2 separate regions of the Homo sapiens genome follow, and region 1 is linked to region 2. A link is a loop called in an ENCODE intact Hi-C map of the cell type or tissue named here. Cell type or tissue: gastrocnemius medialis. All regions are shown on one strand. Links, peaks and the distances in the headings refer to the core of each region. The heading gives the core; the rest is flanking DNA. Region 1 overlaps CRTC1 (CREB regulated transcription coactivator 1). Region 2 overlaps UPF1 (UPF1 RNA helicase and ATPase).

Region 1 (11,001 bases), core at 1,378-9,377, 85 kb after region 2:
CGAGGTGGAAGGGCCCTGTGATCACAGGCAGCCCCTGGGCTGGGTGCTCCTCACGATGAGGGAGCCCAGGCTAGAGAGGGTGGGCCTCACGCAGGGCCCCAAGGGGGTCAGCTGGAGCTGGGCAGGACCTGACCTCCTCCAGCTTGTTGTGCCTGCACCCGCACTACATGCCGTGCAGCTCAGGCCAGTCCACCAGCTGCAGGGCAAGCCCAGGATGGCCATCCCTGGTGGCTCAGTGAGCAGCCAGCTCCCAGCCCCTGTGGGTGCTGCGGGGAAACCTCAAGTGATCCACTGGCCTTGCCTTCCCAAACCCCCCCGCCCAAAGCCTTGCCCACTCTGGGGATGCTGGAGAGGCTGGGGTTGCTGGAGATACCAGCATGGCCCCTCACCAAGGGCTGGCTCAGGCCTTCGCAGAGCTGGAAAGAGGAAAATCAATAAGAGGGAAGTGTGTGACGTTCACTGTCTGTGTGGAAACTCACAGCCAGGGGCTACCAAGCTGACAGTCCTTGGGAAAGGTGGGGTCCCTGCCCTCTAAGAAAGGCTGAGCGTGCCCAGGAGCTATGGAACAAAAACCACTTAGCAGGATGCCCGGCCTCTGAGGACCAGTGGGTCATTTGTGAAGAGAAAGGAGTTTCCAGATAGAGGGAAGGGGCAGGTGTCAGATTAAGACAGCCTAGCTCACAAAGTGGCTGAAGACACAGCTGCCAGGAGCCAGCGCCCACAGCTCTGTCTGGATCTTGATCTGAATAAGACACCTTTGTAAGCAGACAGGAGACATGGGGGCCGAGGGGCGGGGAGAAATGGAGTCCGGGCCGGGCATTGCCAGGTACCAAGGAACTACCATTAACTTCGTTGTAGGTGGACAATGCCACTGTGGTTACATTAAAAACAAACAAGTGACGGGCGCGGTGGCTCACACCTGCAATCCCAGCACTTCGGAAAGCTGAGACAGGGTGATCACTTGAGGTTGGGAGTTTGAGACCAGCCTGGTCAACAAGACGAAACTCTGTCTCTACTAAAAATACAAAACTCAGCTGGGCATGGTAGGCACATGCCTGTAATCCCAGCTACTTGGGAGGCTAGCACGAAAATCGCTTGAACCTGGGAGGCAGAGGCTGCAGGAGAGCCAAGAGCACGCCACTGCACTCCAGCCTGGGCGACAGAGTGAGACTCTGTCTCAAAAAAAAAATTAAATTAAAATTAAAAAATAAAAAAATTTTAAAAATGTCAAAGTTCTCTGTTAGGGTTTTTTTGTTTTGTTTTTAAAAAGACAAAATGGATAAATTTCTAGAAATGCACAAATGACCAAAACTGACTCAAGAAAAAACAGAAAACCTGAATAGCCTTATAAGAAGGAGATGAGATTGGAAACTTCCCAACACATTTGAGCTAAGACACAGGTGGCTGCACTGGTGAATTTTACCAAACCTGGGACTACAGGAATTTACCATTACACCCGCCTAATTTTACCAAACTTTTAAAGAGGAATTAAAAATACTTCCAAAAAATAGAAGAGAAGTGAACATTCCTAACTCATTCTATGAAGCTGCATTGATTAGGTAAAAAAGAGGGAAGATTCAAATTACTAAAATCAGAAAATGAAAATGGGAACTTTGCTACCAACTTTACGTAAATAAAAAGGATTACAAGGCTGGGTGTGGTGGCTCACGCCTATAGTCCCAGCACTTTGGGAGGCCGAGGTGGGCAGATTGCCTGAGGCCAGGAGTTCGAGACCAGCCTGGCCAACATGGCAAAACCCCATCTCTATTATTATTTTTTTTAATTAGCCAGGCGTGGTGGCGGTCACCTGTAATCCCAGCTACTCAGGTGGCTGAGGCACAAGAATTGCTTGAAATTGGGAGGCAGAGTTGCAATGAACCAAGATCACGCCACTGCACTCCACCCTGGGTGACAGAGCGAGACTCTGTCTCAAAAATTTTTTTAAAAAAGGGATTACGGTCAGGCGCGGTGGCTCACATCTGTAATCCCAGCACTTTTGGAGGCCAAAGGAGGCAGATCACTTGAAGTCAGGAGTTCGAGACCAGCCTGGCCAGCATGGTGAAACCCCATCTCTACTAAAAATACCAAAAAAAAAAAAAAAAAAAAAATTAGCCAGGCATGGTAGCACATGCCTGTAGTCCCAGCTACTTGGAAGGCTGAGGCAGGTGAATGGCTTGAACCCAGGAAGCAAGGTTGCCGTGAGCCGAGATCATGCCACTGCACTCCAGCCTGGGCTACAGAGCAAAACTTCGTCTTAAAAAAAAAAAAAAAGGATTACAAAAGAGTATTATGAAAAATTTTCTGCCATCAAGTTGGATAGCAAAGACGAAATGGACAAATTCCTAGACACATACAAACTACCCAAAAAAGTAGACAAGCAAATACAGCAAATTGAAAAATCAAAAGCTAACCTCTTGAGTTTTTTCTTTTTTTTTGAAACAGAGTCTCACTCTGTCTCCCAGGGTAGAGTGCAGTGGTGTGATCATGGCTCACTGCAGCCTCCACCCCCTGGGCTCAAGTGATCCTCTCATCTTAGCCTCCCTAGTAGCTGGGACCACAGGCGCACACCACCATGCCCAGCTAATTTTTGTATTTTTTGTAGAGACGAGGTTTCACCATGTTGGCCAGGCTGGTCTCGAACTCCTGACCTCAACTGATCCACCCGCCTCAGCCTCCCAAAGTGCTGGGATTACAGGCATGAGCTACGGCACCCGGCTTGAAAATTTGATAATAAAAACTAAAAGTGTTGGGAGCATTCTCAAGGTTTTGTGGCCTCCTGGAAGGAACAGGAGGCCTTCTAAGAGGTAGAGCCAGGCCTCCACCTTTCCCTTTCCCCCTCCCACCTGCCCCCCACCTTGCCCTCGCACCTGAGTGATGGGTGACAGCGGGGACAGGGTGGGCGATGCCTGCTGACGCCTTGCCTCTGTGCTCAGGGACAGGGGGCTGACGCCAGCTGGGCGGTGCTGTGGAGAGGAGCCAGGTGTGCTCATTCCTAGAGAGGAAGTAGGAGGGAGGGAGAGCAGGTGTGAGACTGATCACTGAGAAAGGGCTGCTTACACACCCACAGTCACACTGCATGGGAATAGCTCAACTGCTCAGACAGAAGCCCATGGACATGTCCCAACTGCCAAACCTGGGCACCCCCCGAAGGCCCTGATTCCTGACCCGAGGGTCCCACAGTCCTGCAGAGTCTGTTCTCCTTCCTTCCAGGAAGGGGGTGTCTCACAGCCAGCCAACCAGCACATCCCCATCTCTGGAGCATAAGATTGGCCCCCAGATGGGCATGTAACCAGGCTGGCCCAATGAGAGCCTTCCCAGGGGCTTTGGATGGAATTCCAGGAAGGGCTGTCTGAAGCCGTGTGTGGGGCATCCTGTGGCGAGGTGAGGAGCCAGCTGAAGGGCTGCAGGGGAGAGGCAGCATCTGAGCCTGCTTCCCACTTTCAGGAGACAATAAATGGTTTTTTTTGGCTGAAAATGGCTTGGGTTGTGGTTAGCTTCAAGCCAGCAGGCCCTGCCCAATGCTGTGGTTTTGCCCACCACCTCGTGGATCTTGCCCTCCTTCAGTGAATGTGCCCATTCCTGCAGCTGCTTCTCTTGGCCCCCAGACCTGAGCACCTGCTATCCCCTATGTCCCACAGCCACTTCCTCCTCCCCAGACCTGGTGCATTCCCCAAGCTGCAGTGCCACCCATCAGGCTGTCTGAACTAAAGAATGTCACTCCTTAACATCCTTCCCCCTCTCTGCCCTGGGGTCTGACACATCATTCCTGCTGGAGGTCCTGCCAGGAGCCGCCTCATCACCCCTTCCCTCACCCCGGCCCCGAAGGCCCTTGCACTGAGCAACCCAATCCTTGGATTCTGCTGCAGTGATGAAGCTGGGTGAGGTCAAGTTCAACATGGCAGTAGCTGGGGCTGGCTGGGTTATTGTGGGCACCATGCCAGGCAGGCAACAGGCCCCTCGATGGCAGGAGGACCCCTGCGAGCCTGGCCTGACCCCCATCCACTCTGGAGACTTGGTTCCCTGGTTGGTGAGATGGCGACGATAACAGCCGCCCTCTCCGGTTCAAAGTGAGGCCCTGGTGAGGTCAGGAGCAGTCTCTGAAGAGCATCTGGCCTGCAGTCAAGGCGGGGGTGAAGCCGCCTGACTCACCCCAGGAGATCTGGGCACCAGATTAACCTTGTTCCGGCAGATGAGACGGCGGGTGCGTGGGCCCATGGGAACACACCCGACAAGCGCCGAGGGGAGATGACAGCCTTGTCCGTGCCCAGGGCAGCTGCTCACCGGGGCGAGCTCGGTCACGCCTGCACTTCCCCTCGGATGCCCTGGCAGCTCTGCTTGGCTGCGCACTGTGGGAGGAAGCCTGGTGCTGTTGACTGCTCCCCAGGCAGCAAGCGCCCTTTGCAGGCCCTGGCGTCCAGGGAGGCATCAACAGAGGCCTGGACGGGAGGATGTGGGGGAAGCCTGCTCAGAGCACACTCAGAGTCACGACCCTGGGCCACTCCCTCATCTTCTCCTGAGTGTCCGCCACTTCGTGCGTCCAGCAGGCCGAGAGATGCTCAGTGCCCAGGTCAGAAGCAGAGGTCGGGCTCGGTACAAAGTAGGGGCAAACGTCAGGAGCGTGTGAGGGTATGGATGTGGGACGACAGGGGCGGGTGGGGCCTGAGGCAAACCAGAGCACTGTGGCCCGTCTCGAGGTGCAAGACATCGGCCATGGCCACTGGGCTGTCTGATTCTTCAAGAGCAGCCAGAAATCTGGTGTTCTACGGGCATTCCCCTGGTTTTTCAATGTTGATTCTAAGTACAGTCAAGCATCACTTAACAATGGGGGTGACTTCTGAAAAAACGCGTTGTCCGGCGATTTCATGGCTGTGCATGAGGATCACAGGGCAACTTACACAAACCTGGATGGCAGAGCCTCTGCACACCTCGGCCAGACGGTAGGGCCCTTGTTCCCAGGCTACAAACCTGTACAGGGTGACCGTCCTGAATACCGTCGGCCAGGCACAGTGGCTCACGCCTGTAATCCCAGCACTTTGGGAGGCTGAGGCAGGCGGATCACCTGAGGGCAGGAGTTTGAGATTGGCCTGGCCAATGTGGTGAAACCCCGTATCTACTAAAAATACAAAAATTAGCCAGGCGTGGTGGTGGGCGCCTGTACTCCCAGCTACTCGGGAGGTTGACGTAGGAGAATCGCTTGGGACTGGGAGGCGAAGGTTGCAGTGAGCCGAGATCACACCACTGCACTCCAGCCTGGGTGACAGAGTGAGACTTTGTCTCAAAAAAAAGAAAAAAAAAATTAAAAACAGTAGGCAACTGTAGCACAATGGTAAGGACTTGTGTGTCTAAGCCTAGAAAAGGAGCAGTAAGACACAGCATTATACTCTGATGGGGCCACTGCCGATTATGTGGTTTGCTGTTGTCAGAAACGTCAAGATGTGGCGTGTGGCTGTATTACAGATGCACAACTGTGGGCCCACACGAAACATACCATGGGCTGGATTTGGCCCTTGGGCTGCCAGTCTCTAATGTCTGCCCTGAATACAAGGGAGTTTTTAATCTTCCACTGGCTGCAAAGTGAGCTCTCGGCCACCCCTGGAGAGGCCAGTTGGCCCAGGAGGGCGGACGGGAGCCTTGCTGTTGAATTCCTTTTGGCAACCTGGCTCACCTTTGGGAACAGGCACAGAGCCAGCTGGAGGGGAAGTCTGGAGCGGGCAGGGAGAGCTGCCAGGGGAGGGCGGGCCAGGTGTCAGGGCCCGCCCGGCCTCAAAGCTGGGCCAGGAAGGAGGAGCCAGGGCCTGCCCTCCTCCTGCACTCTGGAAAGCAGCCAGGGATATGGGAAATGTAGATGGAGCCAAGCGGGGTACTGTCTCCTCGGCCGCGAAGGCCTCTGTCTTCCTTCCTGAGGGAGCTCACGTTCTGACTGGCGGGTGGGCTTGCGAGGAGGGAGGGGGCCACCTTCGTGTGTGCCAGGGGCCGGCAGCTCGGCTTGATTTAAAAGGCGTCCAGAAAGCAAAGCCCCTGCCAGGCGAGCTGCTTGGGCGGCAGGTTCACAAACAACCCAACACATGTCAGGCATTACCGGGCCGCTCTGGCCAGCGCCGGCTCCAGCTTCCACGTATGTTGTGTGTTTCCTTGTGCTTGTTTAGACTGGGTGCCTGCTGGAGGTGCGCAGCTCCCGGGCGGGCGCTGGGGACCTGCCAAGGACCCTCCAGCGGGAAGGGGGCCATGTGCTCTGGTGGCCGTGAAGAGATGTGAGGGGAAAAGCAGGGGCTGGGAGATGGTGGCTTCTATGCGGGGCAGGGGTACCTGCAGCCCCAGCGCTGACCTTCAGCTTTCTGGTTCTGCGCAGGTGCGTGTGGATGCCGCCTGCCTGGCCCTGTCTATCTGGAGACAATGAAGAGGGCTCCTCCGAATCGGCTGTGTTTTCTGGGCCTTCTCTGGTGCCCTCTGTCCAGTGGCAGAGCCCCGCGGGCCCAGGGCCCAGGGCCCAGGTGTGGGAGTCAGAATGCAGCCTCAATGCGCTCGGGCTGGGGCCCTGTTCCCTCTTCACTATTCTAGTCCCCATGCCCTCCTCCAAAAAACCCAGGAACATTCACGCCACCCTCCACGCCCCTTGCCTGCCCCTGGCCCTGCTGGCACCAAAGCCAGGAACGCCTCCAGGCTCCTCCCTCTCCTTCACTCCCTGCATCAACCCAGCTCCCAGGCTGGCCAATTTCACCCTGGAGTCTCCAGGCAGAGCCCCCAATTGGGGTGCTGTCCTGCTCCAGTGGCCGCCCCTCCCAAAAGCTCCTTCTTCCAGGGCAGCCAGGGGGACTCCGCCAGTTACAAATGTAAGCATGTGACTATCTCATAGAAAGCCCTGCCTGGTGCTGCCTTCCAAGCCTGGGGCAGAGGCAGGATGGGCTGGTGGAGTGGGCCGGGGCCGGTTCATTCTCCAGCTCTGGGGCAAGACAGAGCACAGCAAGGTGGCGTCTGTCACCCCCACCCCCAGTGCATCCCCCACAGCCCCTCCAGCCTGTCCCACCCCCCAGGACTAGTTGGGGCCACGCCATTTCTCCTCCTTGGAAGCCAGGTGCCTGCCACCCCCGGGATGCAGGTCACACACTGCACAGCCAATGGGGACGCAGGCAACAGCTAAGGACGGAGCAGCAACGTGGGCCAGGGCAGGGGTGCAGGAAAGCAACGCGGCAGTAGAGGCCAGGGCCGGGACGGCCTTGCCAAGGGGACTAGCTCTGACCAGGGCAGGGCAGGGCAGGGGAGGGAGGGAGGCCTGCAGCCTCCTGGAGAGGAAGGACTACATGTGCAGAGGCCCTGAGGTGGGACTGGGGCTAAGTTCAGAGGGTGGAGGGTGGGCCAGGGTGGACATCCCAGACCCTGGAGGCCTCAGGCTTTCACTGAGAGGGAGCTGGGGGCCGTGCGAGGTCCCAAGTGGAGGAAGCCATGGCTGGTGGCTGTTCTAGGTGGGGAGGGGGCTGGGGGCCTGGGGAGAGGAGCCAGGTCAGGCCAGGTCCTGAGGGCGGAACCGACAGGACACGCTGACAATGGGTCAGGTCCATGTCTGGGAAAGGACAGAGGAGTTGGGGGACACCTCTGCAATCAGTGCAGCCACAGGAGGGGGGTCCCGGGGGAGCAGGGCGGCAGCAGCGCCAGGAGCTATTGGGACGGGCGAGGGGCCTGTGCGACGTCCCTGTGGATGTGGCTGAGGAAGAAAGGAGTGTGGAGCTGGAGACGGGTGGGGGTGGTGGTGCTGGGATGTGACAAGTAGGTGGTCACTGTCAGATGTCGGGTGGAGGAAGCAGGTCAGGCCTGGTCCCGCCCCCCAATGAGGGGCTGGGGTCGAGGAGGGGCGGAGGGAAGGCCTGGCCCACCCCAGCTGCGTTAAAACTCCCAGGGCTTCCCTCCTGGACTCCCCAAAGCACCATCACACACCCTCAAACCCACTGTCTGGTGTCTGGGGGCACCAGGCACTCCTTTCCACCAGGCCTGTACCCAGGCCCCACCCCTACCTGGGATGCCTGTGCCCGCTGGGTCAGCCTGTCGGCCGCCCCCCAGCCCTGTCCCCCATGCCCTAGTATTTGGAACGGGACTCTGCCAAGTCATCCTGCAGATGCCCGTGTTGTCTCCACAAGCCAGTGCTCTGTCCGAGGGCGGAGTGTCCCTGCCTTACCCTGGCCGGCGCCACCGATGCCCAGGTGCGTCAGGTTGGCCGCGAGGTTGCCGGTGCTGCTGGAGCTGCTCAGTGCAGGGAAGGTGGGCTCCTCGGGGTCCAGCGGGGTCGGGAGCGGGGAGGGGAAGTGGATGTTGGTCAGGTCGGGCAGGGACCCCCCTGTGTTGTGGGTGGCGGGGATCAGGGCTGTAGTGTTTTCCTGGTCGGCAGACGGGAAGATGCTGGGAAAAGGCCAGAGGCAGGCAGGAGGTGAGCTCATGGGGCGGGGCTGGCGGCGGGGACAGGGGGCTGGCGGGAGAAAATCAGCGGGTGCAAAAGGCCACCCCCCATCAGGTGCCGTGTGCTTGGGAAACCACTGTTGGCTGGCACCAGGCTGAGACCTTGGAAAGCAGCCTATCACCCGGTGAGGACGGTGGGGGGCCTGGGGGCAGCAACCTCCCTGAACCCAGGAGAGGGCATCATCCCTGGGAATGAGGTGCCTGAGGGGTGGGCATGTGGGGGCTCTGTCACTGGCCTCTGGTCACACAGTGTCCCTCTTGCAGGGACTTGCAACCTCAAGAGAGTGGACAGAATGCCCCAGGGTGGACGGAGCAGCGCAGCAGATGCAGTGTGCGGGGTGGGCCCTGTGGAGACTTACTTGATTCCGGGGACCTCACAGGACTTGGGCCTGGACCCCGTCTGAAAGAGAAGACAGGAGAGCCTGAGCCCTGGGGCACACCCTGTGGGGCCCTCCTCCTGGGCACTGGGCCTCCTTGAAACGGCTGATCTTCCCACAAAGCCCAGAGATGCATCATGAGAACCAAGCTTGCTGGGGCCGCAGAGCCCCACAGATGGAGGACAGGGGCACCGCCCCAGGGTGGAGGGGCGGGCCCCAGACATGCCCAGCGCGAAGCCAAGAGTTGCACAGAGAGGGTCTCCCTATGGGTCCCCTCCCCCTGCTCCTGCCCTCAGTGGGCAGTCTCTTTTCAGAGGAGTCTGGGGAGAACATGGCATGTGGATCTTTTTAAATTTTTATTCTATTTCATAGAGACAGGATCTCACTTTGTCACCCAGGCTAGAGTGCAGTGGTGTGATCACAGCTCGCCGCAGCCTCAACCTCCTGAGCTCATGATCTTCCCGCCTCAGCCTCCCGAGTGGCTGGGACCATAGGCACGCGTCACTGCACTGCGCCCGGCTGCTTTTTAAATTTTGTGTAAAGCGCCTCTTGACACTCCCAACGCTGTACCACAGCAGTCAGCAGCCAGCACAGTAGAGGGGCCTCTGCTAAGCTGGCCGCCCTAAGCCCTGGTACCCGAGGCTAAGTGTCCCTAGAGCTGTCCCCAACCATCCATGCTGTTCCCAGATCATGGTGGCAGGGGTTCCGGGGGCAGGAGTTGCCTCTGTCCAGTGCCCACCAGGCAAGTTTGTGAGCAGCCACCAGTCTCCAGGGAGTGAATCAAGCCCAAGGCCCAAAGGAGGGAAGAACTGAGTCAGGGGAGACCCAGGAAGCTTGGACCTGATGCCCTAAACTCAGTTCAGAGGTCACTGCCCCTGTCTTGGGGCTGACCAGCTTTGCAGCAGAGACCTAGACATGTGACTTCCCCGGGGACCCTCAGGGTCTGCTACTTCCTGAGAGTCCCGAGACGTCCCTCTGCTATGTGGGCAGCCACACTCATCCCCCACTGACTAGGGCTTGGGTAGCCCTCAGCATGACACTGGTTTTTCTGCTTGGCTGAGGAGCACTGTCAGGACACTTTCGGGACATGGACATGGTGTATGGAAAGGGCCCACAATAGGCTCCTCTTGGACTGTGGCCCACAGAGCCTTTGAAGTTCAGGGTCTCGGGAAGGGCTCCTCTGCCTTTTTTTTCTTTCTTTTTTTTTTTTTTTAGAGACGGAGTCTCACTCTGTCTCTCAGGCTGGAGTGCAGTGGCACGATCTCAGCTCACTGCAAGCTCCGCCTCCCGGGTTCACCCCATTCTCCTGCCTCAGTGTCTCGCGTAGCTGGGACTACAGGTGCCCGCCACCAAGCCCGGCTAATTTTTGTATTTTTAGTAGAGACGGGGTTTCACCGTGTTAGCCAGGAGGGTCTCCATCTCCTGACCTCATGATCCGCCCACCTCGGCCCCCAAAGTGCTGGGATTACAGGCATGAGCCACGGTGCCTGGCCTCTTCCGCCTTTTAAAAAAATGTTTAATTTTAGTTTTAATTTTTTATTTTTATTTAATTTTTTGAGACAGAGTCTGGCTCTGTCGCCCAGGCTGGAGTGCAGTGGCACGATCTCGGCTCACTGCAAGCTCCACCTCCCAGGTTCACGCCTTTCTCCTGCCTCAGCCTCCCGAGTAGCTGGGACTACAGGCACCCGCCACCACGCCCGGCTAATTTTTTTTGTATTTTTAGTAGAGACGGGGTTTCACCATGTTAGCCAGGATGGTCTCGATCTCCTGACCTCATGATCTGTCCACCTCAGCCTCCCAAAGTGCTGGGATTACAGGCGTGAGCCACTGCACCCAGCCTAATTTTTATTTTTTAATTTTTTTTTAAGAGATGAGGCTCACCGTGTTGTCCAGGCTGGCCTCAAACTCCTAGGCTCCAGTGATCCTCCTGCCTCAGCCTCCCAAAGTGTTGGGATTACAGGCGTGAGCCATGGCACCCGGACTGAAGTATGGACTTTCACAGCAATGGGAAAGAAAATCATAATCCCAGCAGAAAGACCTGCCGGGTACCTCCAAGGGCTTCTGAGGCAGGGTGGGGTCTGGCTCTGGCTGTGAGGACACCGTAGGGTAGCAGGGCAGCCTCCAAGCCCCCACCGCTCACAGACAGAGGCCGGTGAGTTGGCCCTGGGGAGGGGGTGCC
Region 2 (11,001 bases), core at 1,196-9,195:
CCATACAACCAGCTGTCCCCTGAAGGTGAAGGCCCTGTGATTCTCCTAAGAGCAGTGGAGGGCGATGCCAACCAGCACCCACCACAGAGCATGAGATGCTGGCCCAGCAGTGAGCATCAAATCCACAGTGGCCTCCACCTGATGCCCCCACTTTCCTCTCCCACCAGCCGGCCACACCCTCTTCACATGAAGGATACTATCAGGGACCTTGATGACGTGGCCGATCCCTTTCCACAGGGGCGCAAGGTCCCCTTTGTACCGCAGGCATATCTCATCCCCCTGCATGAGCCGCATGTCTTGAGGTAAAAAAGTGAGAGAGGTGGCCATTTTAACCCACGCCGTCGCTTCCACCAGGGAGAGTTCAAATTAAGGGGCACTTTACAAGGGTGGAACTAGGAATTTATGCTACTTATGGTCACAAATATTTTAAAACTTAAAATCACCTCTTAACCAAATTATGACTAAATCCTCATTACCAGAGTCAGTCTTGGGCAAAGTGAAGTAGGCGATTCTCTTCTTGTTAAGGCCCAGGTCCCACCTGACAGTGATGTTATCTTGAGTCTGAGCACATGAAAAACAAGAGCCCCGGTTAGCCTCCAGCACAGGCCCGGGCCTGGCCTCCACATGCCCGAGGCCCCATGAGGCGGGCCCTACAGCAAGCCTCTGCCGTGAGAGCAGGCGCCGTGAGTGGCACCTGCAGCCCCAAATGCCACCAAGGGCACATCTGAAAGAGAAGCCATTAGGAGTCCCCGGAACACACACAGGCCAATCCCGTCTGGAGGCTTCACCGCACACCAGAGGCCTCCGTGGCCAGGGAGCAGCTGCTGTGGGAGGGAGGAAGAGAGAGAGGAGGGGAGGGAGGGACAGAAAGAGGAGGGGAGGGAGGGACAGAAAGAGGAGGGGAGGGAGGGAGGGGAGGTCAGCGCTCCAGGGCTCCCGTTGCCTAAATGTGGTCTTCACAGGGATCACGCCCGAGTCTAACTCTCGCAACTGTGGGCAAAGCTGTGGACCCCACTGGGAAAGATGTGTTGGATTTAAACAGAAAACACTGAGGCTGATGTCAGATCTGAGGGCGGGGGCTCAGACCACCGGGCTGCCAGGCCCGGATCCGCAAGTTCCAACTCTCAGGTGTCGCGGCTGCAGCCCACATCAGCTCCCACAGCCTGGAGAGAAAACCTCCCTCTGGAAGCCTGAGGAGAGAGCTGTGAGAGCCAGAGCCCACCCCAGGCCAAGCCCTCTCGCACACATCACCTGGGACTCCTTCAGCTTCTTGTCGTAGTCGGCCTCCAGCTTGACCAGGGGCCCGAATATGTTCTGGTACTGGTAGGCGTCCTCGTACCGCAGGAGGACATGCTGCGGCTCCTCGTCCACCCCCGGCTTCTCCAGGTCCTCCAGCGTGGCAGAAGGGTTTTCCTAGAAGACAACAACACCGCGCCACACTCGTCCTGTTTTTCCCTACATGCAAATGAACGAGGGCGCAGAGGCACCAGAGGGATGGAGCACACATGCCGCTTCTCAGAATGGGCCACGGTGGGTGGCATGGAGGGGTTCTGGCGCAGCCCCACCTGCAAGGAGAACCCTGGGAACGGGAACTCCATGCCACACAGGGAGCTGCACACCGGCCTGGCCCATGCCTGGGCCTCAGCTGCTGCTCCGCACCCCAGCGGGGTTCCGGTACTTGGGTGAACCTGCCTACAAAGCCCCAGGCACCAGCCTGACACACTGTCCACAGCAGAGGGCACCTTCAGAGCCAGCTGCTTCCTCCAAGTATGCCCAGCTTGTGAACGAGAGCAGCTAACCCGCCTCGCAGGCTGCCACAAAGACCACCGGTTTCTCTCGCTGTGTCCACAGCCCGGGAGGCCTGTCTCCCACGTCTGCTAACCCTGAGCCAGACCAACATGGGCCCGCAGCTCTTCCCCTGGGGGCCAGCTCCCTCAGTGAGTGCCATGCTGGTGGGGACAGGACATTTTCTGGGCTGTTCAGATATAAACGGGAATCATGAAATCATCTGGCAACCGGAAAATCCAAGTGGAAAGGTACCCGGCTGAACAATGCTTAAAAAAATATTTTAACTTGCACTTCATTTCCTATGTGAGATTTCTGACTGAATGGGAGGCAAATGAAAACTTCTAGCCTAGTTATTAGAACTACTTTATCACAAAATCCTAAACAGCTGGAAGCACAGAAAGGCTTCCGTGGGGAAAAGTGAGGGCTGTCTGTGGAAGGAGGGCCAGGCACCCACTACTTGACCCGGCACCCTCTCCTCTCCCCTCTGTCTCAGCTGACTGTGCCGACCTCGACACCAACCTATTTCCCCAGGACATTCTCGCAGCCCACCTGTCTGGGCAGGTTCAGGCTCTGCAGGACAAGTCTGCCCACAGCCAGCCCCATTCTTCCCCTCCCACCACCCATCCTCACCCCGGCAAGACAAGAAAAATTCCAGCAGCCAGAGCTTTCCTTTCCCCAAGGCCAGGATCTTCTCGGTCAGGTAAGGCTGCCTGGATGGAAGGTGACCAAGGTGCCCTGAGGTCATTCCACGTAGAGGTGGCAGAGGTCTGCCTGAATTCCTTTCAGAGAATCTCCAGCGGTCTCACTGGGTCAAGCCGTCTCTGAAGACACTCCCCTCCCCGCAACCAGAAACCACACGAAGGCACGGGTCGGCCCGCTGGGCAGCCCCACCTTCCACAGCTCCTCCAGCTTGTTGATCTGCTGTGCCGTGATCTGGCGTGCCCGCAGCTGCTCCTGCTCGGAGGGGATCTTGACCAGCCAGGACAGGAAGCAGCGGTCCTGGATCAGCGGCTGCCACTGCGAGCTGTCCCAGTTGATGTCCTTGAGGCTGCTCTGGCTGGCACAGGGCTGCCTGCAGAGCGGGAGGGGGCCGTGAGGACCAGCTCCCGTCCCTGAAGCCCCGGAGCAGGGAGGGCCCCCTCCCATGCTGACCTTTCACCCAAAGGGGCATGCCCTGCATTTTATTATGTGATCACATTACCTTCAAACTGTTAGTAATAAATCGCATCTCCCTGTGCACTTGAGCTCTGAACTCTTAAAACTCAGAACAGACTTTGTTTTTACAGAATTGTTTTTATGACTTAGCCAGAACGCCCCAAAAGAGTTACACGGCACTGCCGACTCCTTAACAAGCCTCAGCGCCTAAACGCTCTCATGCCTCACCCTTCAGCAAAAACCATCTTTGGAGGACAACTCCCTGGAGTTAGAGCCACGGCTGGGCTGGGCTGGGCCAAGGCTTGTGAGGAGACGGCTGGAGCTTAAAGGTCACCCCCAGGAGACATCTGGGGACCACTCACCTGCACAGCAGCACCACCACTGAGTCAGCTTTGGCCGGGATGAAGCCGAGGAGGAAGACGTTGCGACAGCCGCAGTTGTAGCACTCCAGGACTGTCTCCCCCAGGGGCCCGTCCTTGTGCAGGGTCACCTCTTTGCATTTTGCCCTCACAAGGTGATTTACAATGTGGCTGAAACCAGGAAATGATAAACGGTTAACACCCAAAATTTGGCTTTTCACCACTTCCAATTTTCGGGCCCCTGTTAAAAGTTCCGGTACCGTTCACGGTCCATTAGCAGAGGCAGTCACACCTCATCCATCTGGCATCTCTGGGGGCCAGCCCTCCCCCAAACTAGCTCCCCACTGAGCACAAAAATCAATCCCAACTTGAACCACTTTAAGGAAAACTTCCTTAACACGGTTCACATAGTTCCTGCCTTTTTTAAAAATCCTGCTTTCTTAAATCCAACTTATCAGGCCTAATTTAACCCATTGTTGGCCCAGGGCTGCTGTGGGGTCAGAGACATTTCCCACAAGGCCCCAGCCCCTTCTTTCCAAGGTCAACCCCCGCCACCATCTTCTGTGGCTTCTTCTGAAATCACTCCTCAGAGGCCCTGTGCCTACTTCCAGGAGCAACAGTCCCTCCTGCTTTGCTGCAGGCCGGGAAATCTGATAAGCAGGCGACTGGAAACCCCCGCAAAAAGCAGCAAAAAGGTTGAGCAGAGGCGGGGGCGGTTCTACAGAAGCCCAGGGCTGTGTGTGAAGCCCTGGCTGGCTCGGCTCCTTCCTTGCTGCGACGTGGCCAGGACACTGCTCACCTAAACCGCGGTCTGGGCTGAACCCTGCCCTGTGCCAAGCCAGCCACCCTCCAGCACCTATCTGCCGTATCTAACAAGGATGCCCAGCTGCTCTGCCTTTGGGCTCTTCCGGTGTCTCCAGCAGCTCTGAACACGCCTGCAGGGCCTCCCAGCCTTCCTCACCGCGCCCTCTCTCTTCCCCTCTGGAAAACCATTCTTGCCAAAAGCTTCAGCTCAGCTAATCTTCTAACCCTTCTCCCTGCCACGAGGCCCAGGATTCTCTAACCAGCCATGGCCACTCTGAGCATCTCCAAAGCCCGACTCCACTCTGGAGCCCTGCCGGCCACGTGGGCAGAATCAGCTGTCTCCGTGTCTTCTCATGCATCCTCACCCTGTCACAGCCAAGATCCCTAAGGGCCAGCGGCTGCTTCCTCACCTTCCCCTGGGCCTCGCACAGAATGCTCAGTGGTGCTTGGCTCAAGCCTGTTGTTTCTCAGAGGCCCTTTTGCTCACTTCCCTGTTCTTGGCTATGCTGACCGGAAGCTGGGGTTGCCAGCTAAGAGAAGTTTTATTTAGTTGCTTTTCCTGAACAAGAGGAACTAAATGCAAACATAGCAACACTTAAATTACCCAGAAGATTCTGAAAATGGGACAAGAATGTCTTTTGGTTATCCAGAAGATACCCTTCTTTAAAATCTTTTAAAAACAGCAGCCCCTTTCTGGCCTTGCTCATAACACCATATTTCAAGTTACTAACTCAGAGATGCCACGAGATCTGACTGCTCCATCTGTAACCCTCCGAGACCCACAGCTGTCAAAGGCACAGGAGGGGCTTGTGTCAGCACAAGTAAGCCTGCCTCCGGGCTTTGGTCATTTTCTTTCTCCAGAACGTGAACCTCAGAAAAAGACCCCACACTTCCTTGCTAGCACCTCGGAGCTCTGCCTCCCAGGCTCTGCTCCATCCTCTCCAGCAGTGGAGTGACCTGTACACAGCAACCTGGAGGGGAAGGGGAGCCGCTAGCACGGGACCCACCAGGACGAGAGTCCCACCACTCGGGCAAGACCATCGAACTCCCCCCTTGGAATTTGGGCACTGGGAGAACACTGTCCTGTCCCAAACACAGAACAAGCGACACAGTCCAGCTGCAGCTGATCAACATCAGGAAGGCAAGCCCAGCGCCGACGGTCAAGTGAACTTAATTGAAGCCGATGATTCAGGATCTGGCCTGAATTAGCCTCCGGACAGCTCCGATGAGCTCAGGCCAGAGCAAGCTTGCTCAGGAACCAGCGCCCCTGGATGCCCGTTACTGCCTTGGGAACATCCTCCCGTTAATGAAGATCAGCGGGTGTGCCAAGAGCTCATCTTGCAGAAAAATCGAAATAAAAACTGGGAAGGAGAATTAAGCCAACCCTACTTGCATAATAAAAAGAGCCACAGAGAATAAATCAAGGGTAAATACATTAAGGCATTCACACACCACCATCTGTTTCAAGTTAAACCAGTCACAGAGGAGGAAAAAACCCAGGTTTGTTAGCGTGATTTTATATTACGCTTTGCTTCAACATTTCCATAATTTACACACAAATCTGAGCACAGCACTGATTAAACACACATGCATGGTCTGATTATCTACCTGCCAGAAGTATTTCCACGTCCGTTGCAGAACCACTTCTTGCTGGTATTACAGTAAACCACGCAGGCAGGATCGTGTATTCCACAGTAACTAAAAAATCAAAACAGCGACAGTTACAGCTGGAAGCTTGCTCTCTGGTTTTCATTTGGCAAGATGTGAAATTCTTTCCTCTGACAACATTTTTAAGTTCTTCATTAAACACATACTCAACCCCAACAATCCCAGTAACCAAATCAAACCAGTTAACCAGGGCTTCTCAAATCCAAGAATGCAGGGAAGGGGTATGTGGCAGAAGCTCCGAGGGGATAAGGAGCAAAGCCACCTCCAAGGAGAGTCCTGCTGGAAGGAGGCCTCACTCCTCCAGGGCCATTCTAGTCCCCGTTCTTTGGCCTGAAATTCAGGAATCCAGCCTCAGACCCAGTGGTCATGGTGAACTCTGGGCTCCAGCAGAGGGCACTGTGCTCCCAGGGAGCTGGGCACAGACCCTGCAGCAGCAGCGCCCTGAAGCTCAGGCCCCGAAGCCCAAGCGAGGAGCCTCGGGAGAGCCTCACCCCACCACTGGCTGTGGTTTTCTGAAAATCCACATACCAAACCCAAAAATACTAGCTCCCCAGAGCTGCACCAGGACTTATGGCCATCTCTGTGTGTTAAGAGAACACAATTACATACACGAAAACATCTGTAAATGAGAATGAGTGAAGAGCTGAGATGCAGGAAAGAGTGCCTGCCCACCAAGCCTAGCGAAGAGCAGCCTCAGTCCCGGAGCGCTGGGCAGCACGCGGGCAAGGAGCTGCAGGGAGGGCCCCAAGTGGGTGCCCACAGACAGAGGCAGGGCTCAGGCCCAAACCTGCCGTGACTGTCGCTCAGGCTGGAGTGCAGTGGTGCGATCTCGGCTCACTACAACCTCCGCCTCCCGGGTTCATGTCATTCTCCTGCCTCAGCCTCCCAAGTAGCTAGCTGGGACTACAGGCGCCCGCCACCATGCTTGGCTAATTTTTTGTATTTTTAGTGGAGACAGGGTTTCACCGTGTTAGCCAGGATGGTCTCGATCTCCTGACCTCGTGATCTGCCCACCTCGGCCTCCCAAAGTGCTGGGATTACAGGAGTGAGCCACCGTGCCTGGCCAAAACCTTCTCCCCTCTTCTAATCTACATTTCCTCACTTGTGTGTCACAAAAATACAGAAATAAGCCTCAACAAGGGACGATCCCACTCGAGATGAGAATTCTAAATTTGTCAACATGCAGGTCTATCCACTAACTACTGTCTTCACATCCAATTCTCCAGGCACGGCCAAGGCAGCGGGAGGCAGGGATGCCCCAGAACCCTGCAGCAACTGCTTTGTGAGGGTATCTCAGCTGCTCCACTCACCCTCCCACCCCAGATGCTCACCCAATGCCATGACAAATTCTTTCTATGAGTGAGTGCGCAGGTACCAGGCAATGCCCCCAGGGTCTGAGGAGGCCAAAGGAAGGAAAACTTTTCCCACCAGCTGGTGAATTCAGGGTGTCGGAGGTTGCTGAGCCCACCTCCTGACCGGTAACAGGCCTTGGCTGTGCACATGGCCTGAGCAATTTCCTTACTCCCGAGGACACCGCCACCCAGAGTCACAGCACAAGGGCGCCACCCTGTACCTGGGAGGTGAGTGTCCCAGGCCCATGCCAGAGGCACCCACCTGTCCAGCACATGCCCAGGCCCAGCTGAGCTCAGCTCACCTGCAGGCGTGTATGGGGAGGTCCTTCGTGTAATAGGTGTCTTCTTCATCTTCCTCGAAGTTCAACTCAGCCAACAACTGGCTGGTCTTGGCTACACTGTCGTCCACAGCCCCGTTCTGCAGGATGCCTTCGGGCCCAACCTGCAGCAGAACGCAGTGTCACCTGAGTGAGGCTGCAGCTTCCAGGACTCAGTGCAGAAGAACCAGCCTCGATGACTCTGGTGTGACACCCTGGCCTCATCTCTGCTTTGAGACAGTTTCCCTTGTTCTGACTGGATTTCACTCTTCTCTAGCAAACCTACCTGGCCAAAAAAGGGCCACTGGTGGCCTTCTACACCCCCCGGTCCCCCACACAGCTGGTCTAACCCCCGCCTAGCCACAGAGCCATGTCCATGCCCACAACCAGGATGCTTAGGAAGATGCTTCTTTCCCATGACTGAGGACCACAAGGAGCAGGGTGACTTTTACAGACTGACAGCAGTGTGCCCTGAGGACAGCTTCATGATGCCAGACCCACCACAGTGTAAGGCTCATCAAACACTACGAAGCTGCCACCCATGCAGATGTGGAAATGTCACTGGCCACATCCACTGCCACCTCACCCTCCCCATCCCTTCAAGGCAGCCCTCTCCTGAGGATGAAGTAGAAACTGAACACTGAGATACCCTTGGCAACCGAGGCCACACCCTCACTGAAGGCGCCTCTTCTATGTTCAGCAAAGGCAGACAGCGCATGGCTCTAAGTCATCAGGCCACAACTGCACAGGACACTTGCAAGGAGACCACACAGCCACTGGGGCTCCTCATGCCACTCCCAAGTACCAGCACCTCAAATGACATGGCCAACAGTCCCTGGCATGGCCCCCATAGGCCACCTAACCCCACCACGGGGTCAGGCAGCGGGAGCACTGTGTCATGGCAGAACACAAGGTGGCACAAAATTAAGGGCCAGGGAGGAGTGATGGGAGCTCCCCTAGGGACGGCACCAAATCTCCCACTGCCAGTCCCAGCACCCCAGACAGCCCCTCGGCCTAATGCCCTTGCTGTGTGATGCAGCACCTGTGCGAGCCTAGGGACAGGTGCTCATGGGGAGCAGCACCCCACAGAGGCCCCTCCAGCCCGCCTGGCTGGGGTGCATGGGCACGTGCTACCTGCACGCACAGATGCACACTGGGCCCAATGCTGCCCTGCAGTGATCTGGTCACAACACAAGCTGACTTCTGGGTTAACTTCTCCCTTCACTCTCTGAAAAGTTTCAAGATAAAACATTAATTTCAAAAATATATTTGACCCTAGGAACTATCATGAAATGAGGTAAAACAGCAGTAGGGGACAGTGCCTGGCACAGAGAAGTTCCACAGCCCACGCCAGGGGACATGATGGGTGAAGGACAAGAGGGTCATCATCTTCAGCTGGCACAGAGCTGCCACTCCAATAAAGTCCTTTGAGGCTGTCAACTTATCCCCTCACCAGGGAGGCTCTGGAGGGGCAAGGCCTCCCTGTACCCATCCCAGGCATTCACCAAGAAGCAGCTCCTCGGCAGGGCGGATCACCTGAGGTCAGGAGTTCGAGACCAGCCTGGCCAACATGGTGAAACCTCGTTTTTACTAAAAAGGCAAAAAAAAAAAAAATTAGCTGGACGTGGTGGCACGTGCCTGTAATCTCAGCTACTTGGGAGGCTGAGACAGGAGAATTGCTTGAACCCAGGAGGCGCAGGTTGCAGTGAGCTGAGACCGTGCCACTGCACGCTCCACCTTGGGCAACAAGAGCAAAACTCCATCTCAAAAAAAAAAAGAAAAAAGAAAAACCCAAACCCCCCCCCGGCCCCCAAAAAAAGCAGCTCCTCCCATCACCTCTGCTCTGGACACAGTATTTAAAGACGTATCCTAGAATTCCCACTTCCTAGTCATACACGAGGCCCCAGAGCTGGAGTCTCTAACTCCTTTAGTTCTGGATGTGAACCTAGCTACGACTAAAACCACATCCTGGAAGTCCATCTAAGAGCTGTACAGGGGCTTTCTGCCCAGAGACATGCTCCAGAACTCAGACCGTGCATCAGGGCAGCACAACAGTAGGTCACTTCAAGGCTAGGAATGGTGGCTCACACCTGTCATCCCAACACTTTGGGAGGATCGCTTGAGCCCGGGAGTTCTCAAGACCAGCCTGGGCAACACAGCCAAGATCCTGTCTCCACAAAAAAATACACAAACGAGCCAGGTGTGGTGGCGCACACTTGTAGTCCCAGCTAATCAGGAGGTTGAGGCCGGAGGATTGCTTGACCCCAGCAGGTCAAGGCCGCTGTGAGCTATGATGGTACCACTGAACTTTAGCCTGAGCAACAGACCAAGACCCTGTCTCTCTTAACAACAACACACACACACACACACACACACACACACACACAAGCCTGGCCAACATGGCAAAACCCCATCTCTACTAAAAATACAAAAGATTAGCTGGGCATGGTGATGCGCACCTGTAATCCCCGTGCAGGAGAATCGCTTGAACCCAGGAGGCGGAGGTTGCAGTGAGCCGAGATCACACCACTGCACTCCAGCCTGAGTCACAGAGCAAGACTCTGTCTCAAAAAAAAAAAAAAAAAACAAAGAAAGTCACTTCATTCCCACAGACGAAAACCACAGAAATTCAAAAACTCAAAAATCCCCCCAAATGTGCCATCATAAACTCTCAGGCCGCAGACATCTACTCCAACATTTGCACCACTGTCTGCATTTGCCAGCACCCAGGCCTTGCACCTGCTGTTCCCTCAGCCTCAGGGTGAGGTCCACAGGGTGCCTCTCAGGCAGGCATCCTCTGACCCCACCTCAAGGCCCCCGTGGGGCATTGTCTGTCCTGCTCCCTGCCATGAGCCCAGCACCTAGATGGAGCCTGCACCCCAGGAGGCCCTCAACATTGTTGGCTAAAGGCCAAGCTCAAAAGGCAAAGCAGCTCATTCCTGATTCTCTAATTCCAAGGCTTAAATAAAAGAGAGGGCAGGAGGCCAGGCGTGATGGCTCATACCTGTAATCCCAGCACTCTGGGAGGCCAAGGCAGGAGGATCTTGAGCCCAGGGTTTGAGAATAGCCTGGGCAAGATAGTGAGGCCCCATCTCTATTTAAATTTTTTTTTTTTTTGAGACGGAGTTTCACTCTCGTTGCCTACGCTGGAGTGCAATGGCGCGATCTCGGCTCACCGCAACCTCTGCCTCCCGGGTTCAAGCGATTCTCCTGCCTCAGCCTCCCAAGTAGCTGGGATTACAGGCATGCGCCACCACGCCTATTTTTAGTAGAGACAGGGTTTCTCCATGTTGGTCTGGCTGGTCTCGAACTCCCAACCTCAGGTGATCCACCCACCTTGGCCTCCCAAAATGCTGGGATTACAGGTGTGAGCCACTGCACCCAGCACCCCCCCAAATTTTTTTTAATTAAAAAAATTGTAAAGGAAAAAAAGGGGAGGGAATAGGAAGTTCACCACACCCTCAGAGTGATGACTGCCAAGAAGCTGCAGGGTCTCTGAGCCCTCTCAAGGCAGAGGGTTGCCAGGAGGTCTGGCCCCCAAACTGGAAGGATTCTGCC

The links. Hi-C counts contacts between places; a loop is a spot of excess contacts. Peaks named below come from ENCODE experiments on the same cell type or tissue, not always from the same donor. Only the 100,000 strongest peaks of a DNase experiment are listed, where the experiment ranks them.
Region 1: a loop joins it to region 2, with 2.4 times the contacts of the local background. A loop is called at or near these places in 14 of 110 quality-filtered maps.

Annotation. Positions count from the first base shown.
Region 1 is chr19:18,757,395-18,768,395 of GRCh38, reverse strand. CRTC1 (CREB regulated transcription coactivator 1) reads right to left here. Exons shown (of 14, transcript NM_015321.3): 7 at 8,805-8,845; 8 at 8,168-8,388; 9 at 2,868-2,992. Among named protein-coding and RNA genes, the nearest start is that of COMP, 28 kb to the left of the region's middle. RefSeq lists an enhancer at 1-669. In gastrocnemius medialis, for the core only: no CTCF peak of the experiment used is centred there; DNase peaks (open chromatin) are centred at 4,205 and 5,725; H3K4me3 peaks cover 877 bases; H3K27ac peaks cover 2,832 bases.
Region 2 is chr19:18,842,547-18,853,547 of GRCh38, reverse strand. UPF1 (UPF1 RNA helicase and ATPase) reads right to left here. Exons shown (of 24, transcript NM_002911.4): 2 at 7,429-7,568; 3 at 5,715-5,804; 4 at 3,306-3,473; 5 at 2,680-2,860; 6 at 1,252-1,413; 7 at 477-561; 8 at 198-296. Among named protein-coding and RNA genes, the nearest start is that of UPF1, 16 kb to the right of the region's middle. RefSeq lists a silencer at 3,698-3,922 and enhancers at 4,470-4,589, 6,049-6,108. In gastrocnemius medialis, for the core only: CTCF peaks have their summits at 5,961 and 6,161 (motif pointing right); DNase peaks (open chromatin) are centred at 4,557, 5,278 and 6,167; H3K27ac peaks cover 4,286 bases.